Regions from separate parts of the Homo sapiens genome. Here all the other regions are linked to region 1. The links are chromatin contacts, found by Hi-C or POLR2A ChIA-PET in ENCODE. All regions are on one chromosome and are shown on one strand. The core of a region is the stretch at or near the end of the contact, and the rest is flanking DNA. Distances in the headings are between cores, read along the strand shown. Region 1 overlaps LINC-PINT (long intergenic non-protein coding RNA, p53 induced transcript). Region 2 overlaps LOC105375508 (a long non-coding RNA gene). Region 3 overlaps LOC105375508 (a long non-coding RNA gene).

The links. Hi-C counts contacts between places; a loop is a spot of excess contacts on that map. ChIA-PET counts read pairs that join two places held with the same protein, here RNA polymerase II (POLR2A). Pooled maps may share reads with other maps.
Region 2: a loop to region 1 is called in a map of endothelial cell of umbilical vein, with 2.9 times the contacts of the local background. The contact joins two enhancer-like sites. A Hi-C loop is called at or near these places in 1 of 168 maps with a recorded cell type or tissue (endothelial cell of umbilical vein) and 11 of 50 pooled maps. POLR2A ChIA-PET finds 5 or more read pairs at or near these places in 4 of 52 experiments (BJ, Panc1, activated naive CD4-positive, alpha-beta T cell and 1 more).
Region 3: a map of MCF 10A shows a loop between it and region 1 (20-fold over the local background). The contact joins two enhancer-like sites. A Hi-C loop is called at or near these places in 1 of 168 maps with a recorded cell type or tissue (MCF 10A) and 2 of 50 pooled maps. POLR2A ChIA-PET finds 5 or more read pairs at or near these places in 2 of 52 experiments (BJ and HepG2).

The regions. Positions count from the first base shown.
Region 1 is chr7:131,038,760-131,042,164 of GRCh38, reverse strand. All of the region lies in intron 3 of LINC-PINT (long intergenic non-protein coding RNA, p53 induced transcript), which reads left to right. Among named protein-coding and RNA genes, the nearest start is that of LINC-PINT, 69 kb to the left of the region's middle. Within about 2 kb of position 1,549, at least 14 of the 41 ENCODE cell types and tissues checked have a DNase peak (open chromatin) inside an H3K27ac peak, as active enhancers do.
Region 2 is chr7:130,837,431-130,840,578 of GRCh38, reverse strand. All of the region lies in intron 3 of LOC105375508 (a long non-coding RNA gene), which reads right to left. It also overlaps the pseudogene LOC100133252. Among named protein-coding and RNA genes, the nearest start is that of MIR29A, 38 kb to the left of the region's middle. Within about 2 kb of position 1,743, at least 4 of the 41 ENCODE cell types and tissues checked have a DNase peak (open chromatin) inside an H3K27ac peak, as active enhancers do.
Region 3 is chr7:130,792,484-130,795,898 of GRCh38, reverse strand. All of the region lies in intron 3 of LOC105375508 (a long non-coding RNA gene), which reads right to left. All of the region lies in intron 2 of LOC105375509 (a long non-coding RNA gene), which reads left to right. Among named protein-coding and RNA genes, the nearest start is that of KLF14, 60 kb to the right of the region's middle. Within about 2 kb of position 1,403, at least 2 of the 41 ENCODE cell types and tissues checked have a DNase peak (open chromatin) inside an H3K27ac peak, as active enhancers do.

The DNA.
Region 1 (3,405 bases), core at 300-2,799:
CTTCCCTCTGTATTTTTACCATTTATGGGAGTACATCTTTATATTTCTCTGGTAAAAGGAAGATGAAAAAGGTGAACTTTATAAAAGACTAACCAGTCCTTGACTTGTATAGCTCATTTAACTTTTAAAACCTGTAAAGGAGGTACTTTTCATCATATAAATTCATGATGAAGATAAATAAAATAGGTGTTTGGGAATCAGCAGGTTTTGAAATTTTATGACATGCCATTAACACAAAGCATAAATTCTTTTTCTTTTTCTTTTTTTTTTTTGAGACTGAGTCTCAGTTTGTCGTCCAGGCTGGAGTGCAGTGGCACGATCAAGGCTCACTGCAACCTCCGCCTCCTGGGTTCAAGCGATTCTCCTGCCTTAGCCTCCTGAGTAGCTGGGATTACAGGCATGCGCCACCACACTCGGCTAATTTTGGTATTTTTAGTAGAGACGGGGTTTCACATGTTGACCAGGCTGGTGTCGAACTCCTGACCTCAGGTGATCCACCCACCTTGGCCTCCCTAAGTGCTGGGATTACAGGAATGAGCCACCGCACCCGGCCGCATAAATTCTTTTATTCAGATCCATTGACATTAACATGTAAATAAGGATGACAGTTTATTATTTTGGAAATTCTAATTATTTGTCTTGTCCTTCAAAGAAGCGCTTTTGGTTACAAGTGGGTCCATAACACACAAAATAAAATTCTGTTTACGGCTGGGCGCGGTGGCTTACGCCTGTAATCCCAGCATTTTGAGAGGCCAAGGCGGGGGGATCACCTGAGGTCAGGAGTTCTAGACCAGCCTGGCCAATGTGGTGAAACCCTGTCTCTACTAAAAACACAAAAATTAGGTGGGTATGGTGGTGTGCGCCTGTAATGTCAGCTACTCGGGAGGCTGAGGCAGGAGAATAGCCTGAACCTGGGAGGCGGAGGTTGTAGTGAGCCGAGATTGCACCATTGCACTCGAGCCTGGGCAACAGAGCAAGATTCTGTTTCAAAAAAAAAAAAAACAAAAAAACCCACAAAATTACATACTTTTTGATAATATTGAAAAATAAGTATGGAAAATGATTCTTCTTAGGAAAATTTATGCCCATTATTCACTTCGCTGTTTTGTTAATGATCACGAATATATTAAACTGAAAATACAAGCTAAGCAGCTGCTTTGAAACTACATCAAAACAGTAGAAGTTTAAAATTAGATTCTTCTTATTGCATTAAATGCATCTTTCAGTAATATGTGGTCACTACACTACCTGCTTTACAGGTATTCTTGGAAATTTGGTAACAAAAAGAACAGGGTGAATAGATGTTGTAGATCATGAGGTATGGTGCAAAGTGCATGGCCTTGGGATAGGGATATCAGACATCTGAGCTGAATCTCAGTTCTCTGGTTGTTATGCCTCGAGGAAGTAAGTTGCTGGACCTCAGTTGTGCTGTTTCCTGGTCTATAAAATGAAGACAATAAAGAACCTGCTTCAGTGCGCTAAAACTCAAAGGACTTCTTGGGCTTGAGCGCTGGAGTAAACAGGCAGTTTCCCTTTGTACCACAAGAGGGAGTGCCTGTATAGATGTTAACCTGAGCTGAGGTTTGGATTTCTTTCTAAAATGTCGCTGAAAATTTAGGAATAACTGGATTACTGGGAAAACGTTAAAGAAAAAGATTTTTTGACAGTGTCAGGAGAAAGAGGAACTCGAAACACATAATGGGTTAAGAGGAAGGGATTACGTATAAAATTCCTTTAAGGTATGAAAAGCTTTGTTGACAGAGTGTTACATATTTCATTCCCAGTCAACAATCTTTTATTGTCAATGTCTGACCATGTTGATATATTTGTTTTGTTTTTCTCCTCCTTTGTAACTGTATTATAAATTTTTTATATTAAACAAATATAGAACTTAAAATTTAGTTTCTTAGTAGTAGTCCTGAATAATTAACATCAGTTGAAATTGGATTGTTTGTGCTCAGTGCCTTGGATATGTACAAAACCTGTTTGCTTCAAATTAGTGAGTTAGAAAATATTTTAATCTTTTCATCCTGCTCCCCTCCCACATACTTTTTTTTCCCCTTTTATTTTGAGCTTCTAGATCCTTTTATGTGATGTGTTGCTGTCATACATAGCTCACATTGGGTGGGAACAGAGAAGAACATTGTTTCCGTGGCCCAACCCTAGGGACATGGAACTCATTTTATTATACAGTGAAATTTTAAAATTTGAAACCAAGATCAGATCTCAACAAACAGAGCGAAATTGGCAATTGTGGAATTATCTAACAAATTTAGGGAAAAATCCAGTTGTATCTCAGTTATGTGAATGTGTCCTTCGATTTACAATTTTCAGGTAATCTCTTTATTTTGCTGGTATTTTTATTATACATAGAGCACATTGTTTTATAGAACTGTAATTATACCATAATACTTTTTGTATTGGGAAATGTTGAGAATTTAGAAAGAACAATCCTAGGCATTTCCTTTTGCTCTGTATTCTTCTGTTTAGAAGTTTTCCCTGTGGTTTGTTCCTGGCAATTAAACACTGTTCAAATTCAGAGTCAGACTGCCCTGGCTCAAATCTTGGCCCCACGATGTGTGAAACTTGACAAAGTCAAAGTTATCACTATAATTTCGGTCACTTGAAATCCAGTAATTTCTTGAGCAGAAGAAAGGGAAGTGGAATTACTGTAGAAATTATGCATAGTTTTATATTATCTGTGTAGTAGCCTGTTTAAAGTGATCATTGCTAGTGCATGGTATAGAATTACAAACTTGTAAATACTTCTCAAGATTGCCACTTTAAAAAAAAAAGCAAAAAGAGCTCTGTAGCCCTATTTTTTTTTTTATTTCCAACAGGAAATTTGTTCTTGTTTCAAAATGTGGGAACACCCATTATTCTCTGTTGGCCACATGAATGTCATCCATTTGTTTATTGCAGCAGAAAAAAAGTGAAGAATGGTTGATACAGTGGCAAGCTGTTCCTTTTAGGTTACTTTAAAAAGTCATGGAATTTCGGATATACAAAGAAAGCATAAGGAATACTCTAACCAGTATATATGTATACAGTATCCAGTATAAGAATGAAAATGTAATGTAGTTATTAAAACATTATGTGTGTGCTTCCACAAGCCTGTCCTCCTTTCTACCTTCCAGAAGTAACTTCTCTCTTGAATTTGGTGTTCGTCATTCTGGTGCATGCTTTTACAGTTTTACAAAATACACACGCATTCCCAAACATAAATAATACTGTTTCACAACATAAATTGTATTATGGTACATGTTTTAAAACACGATATACATTGTATCTGTTGCAAGTCAGGTTCCAAGGGAAATGGAACTCAGAAGATTAAGGCTGGGGGCCACCAGTGCCTCATGCCTGTAATCAGCACTGTGGGAGGCCGAGGCGGGCAGATCACTTGAG
Region 2 (3,148 bases), core at 494-2,993, 200 kb after region 1:
GTCCACCCAGAACCACGCAGGGATAGCCAGGTGCCCGACACACAGGAGTGAGCTTCCAGAGCAGGTCCAAGTGAGTTACCTAGCAGTGGGCTGAATTCAGCCTGAAGAAGGTACTGAAGTACACGGAGAGGAGCCGCATGTGGAACGGGAAAATCAGATGCCAGTGGAAGTACAAAGTGAACTTCCAGAAGCAGGCTTCGTCCACATGACCCCAGAAATCATGACCCAAGAGAAGACAGAGCCTAGCCAAGCAGATGCTGAGGCTGCCAGGGAAGATCACGAAGATGCTGAGGATTAGAGACCGTGCTGACAGCACATTCTGAAGCTGAAAAGGCAGAGAATGAGGGCAGAACAGCTATGCCAGTTTTAGAATGAAATTACACATGAATATATTTTAAAATATAATTGTTGGGTTTCTGAACCGATTATAGGCAGTATGACTGTCGTTCAGCTAACAGACAAGTGGACCAAAGTTAAGCTATTTCCTGTTGTTTCTGTTTCTGTTGGAACAAGTCAATTCCCCTCCCCAAACTTAATGCCACAGCAGAGGGATCTTTCCCATAACTGAAGAGATCTTTTCTGTAACTTAAATGGATTATATTCTTATCATATAGTGGGGTACGAATGTATCTATGTTCATTGTGGTAAAAGTTCTCCCTTTTCTCTTTCCCAGGTCATGTTCTTCCTCAAATTTTTTCCATATTGTGAAATCAAACTTAAATCATTAGAATACAAGTTTATGTATTCTAATGCATAGTAGAAAATCAAATATATAGGAAACACAAGGCTGCATGATGAAAAGTACATTGTTACTGTGCAGCTGAATTTTGGCTTCTGGCTTTCTTTAGTCTGAACAAATGTTCTTGTCTAGCCCTGTAGTCACCGATGCTGTCTCTGCAACACAAAGAGTGGTGGTGGGAAAATTTTTAGAATATTAAAACACACACACACACGTGCCTTTTCAAAACCGACTAAACTCCTATAAAGCATCTCTGGTTCTTTCAAAGTTTGTATTGTAAGGAGCAATGTAGACAATGCTATGATACTTTATATTTTTACTTATAATGACAACCACCAGTTCTTTTCACTTAAGTTAGGTTGAGAAATTTTATTTAGTGGCAGCTGAAGGGCAATTTTCAATTGGGAAAATTCATTTACATCTGTGGTCAACTTTCTTTTGATGAAAAGTTGCACTAGTATTTTACCACCAGATAAAAAAAAAGATGAGCATTGTTTAAAAATTAATGTATTTAAAATAAAGTACAGAGAAAAACATGTCTATAATTATCAGGCTTTGTTTTGAATGGAATCTTTTCCCCCAGTCCTTAATGTAAAGACCCTGTGCTATAACTTTTAAAGCCATACAAATAAGAGTGCTAAACTGTGGACTTAAAAGTAGGTGTATAAATATTTTTAATCAATATTACTTAGAAAATAAAATCTAACAAACACATTTTAAAAAATAGAGTAAGAAACTTCACAAGATGATCTCAAGGTAAGAAACATACTATTGGTTTCACATGTCAGCTTTTAAGAGATTTGTTACAGACTGAAAGGGGAGTGAGTGGTTGCAGCAGACACTGTGACCAGCTTTCAAATAATGATCGTGCCTTGAGTCATTTCTGAGAAATGGGTAAACAAATTCTTTCACTTTTACTGCTGGATTATGTTGCTCAAACTCATCTGCTTTGTACCCATTTGAAAGCTCCATCACACATTATTTTGGAAATGGTCATCCTGAGTCAGACTGAGTAATCCCAGTTAATGAGTTTGGTTTCCCTCTCATCTGGTTTTTACTCAATCTTCTGTATTTATCCCATTTTTTTTTCTTTCCTCAGAGATGCCAGACCACATCATCCTAAACACTAACGAGCAAGAAGGAAATTTCCATGTTAGCGGAGGGACCCCACTAAGGTTAGGGTGCCGTACAATGTGTTGTCCAAACCAAGACATGTTAGAGAATGAAAGGGGGACCATTTTAATAATTATGCTGGGGCAGTAAGTATAAACTGAATACCCTAACTAAAGAAATAAACAAAAAACATATGTAAAGGTGGTCAACTTCATTAGTTATCAAAGCAACAACAAAATGAGACCATCATACACCCACCAGATTGGCAAAAATTAAAAAGTACAACAGGCCGGGCGCAGTGGCTCACGCCTGTAATCCCAGCATTTTGGGAGGCCGAGGTGGGCAGATCACGAGGTCAGGAGATTGAGACCATCCTGGCTAACACGGTGAAACCCTGTCTCTACTAAAAATACAAAAAAAAAAAAATTAGCTGGGCGAGTTGGCAGATGCCTGTAGTCCCAGCTACTCGGGAGGTTGAGGCAGGAGAATGGCGTGAACCCGGGAGGTGGAGCTTGCAGTGAGCTGAGATCGCGCCACTACACTCCAGCCTGGGCGACAGAGCAAGACTCCGTCTCAAAACAAAAAAAAAATGTACAACAATACCAAGCACTGGTAAACATATGGAGCAGCTGGAACTCACAGTGTTGGGAGCGCATTTTAAATCATTTTTGAAAACAATGTCACATGATCTAGCAGAGACGAACATGCATGCATCCTACGATTCAGCAACTTCACACCCATGAGACAGGTACTAGGATATTTACAGAAGCATTGTTTCCAAAAGCCTAAAACTGAAAACAACACAAATATACCTTAACATTAACATTGATACATGTATTATTTATCAAAAATAACTGACTGATTACTTGATTGAGTGGGTCTCACTATATTGCCTAGGCTGGTCTTGAACTCCTGGGCTCAAGCAATCCTCCCGCCTCAGTCTCCTGAGTAGCTGGGATTACAGGTGCATGCCTGGCAAAATAGATACATTAAAAAATAGCTACATTCATCTATATAGATAAACCTTATAAACACTGCATTCATTCAAAGAAACAAATTAAAATACTGACACTTATATAAGTCCAAAATAGCTCAAACTGAACAAAAAAATACATGCTTTGGTGGTAAAACTGTAACTAAAAGCATTGCTCTTATTAACCCCAAAGTTAGGATGGTGGTGAGCTCCTTGACAGAGGGAAGGGCACATTAAGGAGAGGCTTCTAAGACCTTGGAATTATTTTATTTATTAACCTGGATGATGGTTACATAGAATTTATCTCTCATGTAGAAAAACAT
Region 3 (3,415 bases), core at 154-2,653, 250 kb after region 1:
AGAGTAAATTCATATTACTGTTTGGTGAAGGTCTAGCACAAATAGTAAAAGTTGTTTTGGACACTCTCCATTCTGCTATTCTAGGGAGTGTTCCAACCATACTGAAGAAATGGCCATCTGAGGGGATGGGGAGAAGAATAATGGATTTAAGGTGGGAGAGAAATATGACCACAAAAAGGATTATATAAAAATGAGGCAAAATTGATCACCCTGGCACTGGGCTTGTTCCCCCTCTATGGGGTTTCCTCTTTTTCTTAGATCAAAAGAATTTGAAAGATTTTTGTAATCAGAGAGAACTTTGAAAGCAGAATATGCAGTTACCAGGGGAGGGCGAGATGTTTCTATCTGAGGAACACACTTCATTATTAGCACTTTATCTAATATCCATGTTAGTATCCTGCACGGTCCAATGCGTTATGCTGTAAACATTTTAAATTTATCTACATATGTATTTACTTAGCAGTAAATAAAAAATAAATGGATATTAAAAAATGAGAGTTTCCCAGACATTTAAAACATGGATAGTAGCTTAAATTTTTTACATGTCCAATATGTCAGATTCTTGTAACTGTTTTAAAGCCCTTTAGGAATAAGTCTGAACAACACAATCGTTACAAAACAGATGCATACACCTACATCGTAACTGGTTATACAAGTGTTAATACCACGACTTAGAATTTTCTTTATCTTTTTACTCCAACAGGGAGATTTGCATCATGAAAGCCTGGAGAGTTTCTCAACTAAACTCTCAGCCTCCCAAATCTAAAACCATGGCATTCATCCACTTTCATTTGCCAAATTAGGATTCTTAATGATTTTAGACCTTTTTCTGTTTTAAAGCTGAAACCAGGATTATGAGCTCCTCTACATTTTTATTGTAAATAATGCATTCTGTTACAGAGAAATTGAAGGCTCATGCTTCCTAAGCCTTTAAGCTACAAACACATTTGTCTGAATCTAATAATCCAGGTAAGGGGAATTGAAATTTACAATTACCCATGATAAAGAAATACCAATTAGCCAAGTGTAAACTGCTAGCACTGAGGCAGGAAAATAGGGTCTGGAGGCAGGGAATGTAAGGCGGATTCACACTTCAGCTATGACAGGAAATATCCTCTCCATAGGGAGTACACCAAATAAATAACTTTGTAACTTTACTTCATCCTCTATTTACATACTACATACCTAATGTAACCAACAGAATCCTCCAGAGGGTATTTAAACTCCCCAAACTTCTGTACCAGGGCCCTTGAGCCCCTAGGCTCGGGCCCGCTCCCACACTGTGGAGTGTACTTTCATTTTCAATAAATCTCTTCATTCCTTCCTTGCTTTGTTTGTGCGTTTTGTCCAATTCTTTGTTCAAGACGCCAAGAGCCTGGACGCCCTCCACCGGTAACAGTATAATTGTGCTGGTGTCTCTCACAAAGGGCTTTTATTCACCCTCTGTTTTCTTTCATCTTTCTTCCCCCTAAACCAAGCTCTACTAAAAATATAATCGCTGATCTTAAAGGAGATTAGAATACAGAGATGTAGGATGGGCTACAGAACAACTCATGTCACCATTAAGACAGGGTTGCAACGTCACTATGTTATAGCTCCTGTCACCCTGGGTAGAACTGTCCCTCAATGGAACTTTGGATTTACACATATCTTATCTTTAGCCCATAAAGGTCATCTTACCTGAACTCCTAACGAATCAACCTATTTGGAGCAGAAGGAAGGAACTATTGTCCAGGATACAAATAGGCCATGTGTGCTTTTCAGAAACTAACAGAACAACCAGAAACTACCAAAAAGAGCAGGATGGCAGGGTCTGGATGGATGCTGCTGCAGGGCAGGTCCCTCCACCAGATGGACCCAAAGAGAGCCTTTAAATATTGACCATTAGTGTGAGATAAACCACTCCTCTCCCATACGGAAAACTGCAGCAGAACACAGGCTATGCTCAGATGTGCAGATGTATCATCTAAGGTTATTTACAAGAGCTAAAGAAGGTCCTCCTTTGGTGAGAGGATTCCAGAGTTATTCAATACGTCATCATCAGTAGTGAAAGAACAGTGTACTTTAAGGGTGAACAACTCATACAGATGTTCTCAGGTATCAATGCAGATAGATGTTAAGAGCTTTTACTTTTAGAAAAAGACTGCTGGAAAGGAAATTTTCAGGACAAAATGGAAAACCAGGCAAGGATCACCAGCTTGGAAGCAAATACACAACATGGAAGAAAAAGACCAGAATTAACAGAAAAAATGTCTCCAGAGGAAACAAATAATTAAGTGAACAGTTTAGAACTGGAAAAGAACATGCAGCATCTTCAGGGAGATTTAGGGAATATTTAATCCACAAAACAAAAACGGGATCCCATAAAAAAGAAACATCACAGAACAACAAAGAGAACAACAACAATCAACAAAAATGGGATTGTCCACATGGAAAAAAAAAATTAGTATAAGACCTGAAAAATGCAGTCAAGAAATTCTAAACAGGCAGGTGTGGTGGCTCACACCTGTGATCCCAGCACTTTGGGAGGCCGAGGCGGGCAGATCACCTGAAGTCAGGAATTCAAGATCACCCTGGCCATCATGGTGAAACCCCATCTCTACAAAAAATACAAAAATTAGCCAGGTGTGGTGGGGTGCACCTGTAATCCCAGCTACTCGGAAGGCTGAGGCAGGAGAATCACTTTAACCCAGGAGGTGGAGATTGTGGTGAGCCAAGACCGTGCCACTGCACTCCAGCCTGGGCAACAGAGCGAGACTCCATCTCAAAAAAAAAAAAAAAAAAGAGAAGAAAAGAAAGAAAAAAAGAAATTCTAAACATTATGGAGGATATGAGTTTTATGCAAAAAAAAGAAAACGAAATCTGGGCTGGAATATTATGAGAGGAAAACAAGCAAGGGTCGTTGAAGCGAGTTAGGAAGGTCCAATCTGACAAGAGTATTTGAAAAAGACAGTGCAGAGAAAATGGAAGGAAGGAAGTCATTAAGCACCACCAAACAAACAAATAAAACAGGGAACAATTTCCCAGAACAGAAGGCTATTGGGCTTCATATTAGAAGGCCTCAAGTGCCCACATGCTTACACCAAAAGCACGCAGGCTTAGAATAGGTTTTCCATGGTCCCAGCTGGTGTCAAGCCATTACCCCAAACTGGCCTCCTTTACTGTGTCTCCAAGGCCTCTCTGGGTTTTAAAATAGTATCTCACCACACATAGGAAATACAACAATAAGAAAATATTTTTTAAATATACTGAAACTCTAGTGCCACCCAACTGAAGGATGCCCTAGAGACACTGACAAACTATTTCAGAAAATTAGTCTTTCTTTTGGAAGACAAAATATTTTGGAAAATAGCACTTTAAGCAAATTTATGCTGAAAATAAACACATATACACATCCATATTTAGTTATCTGTAT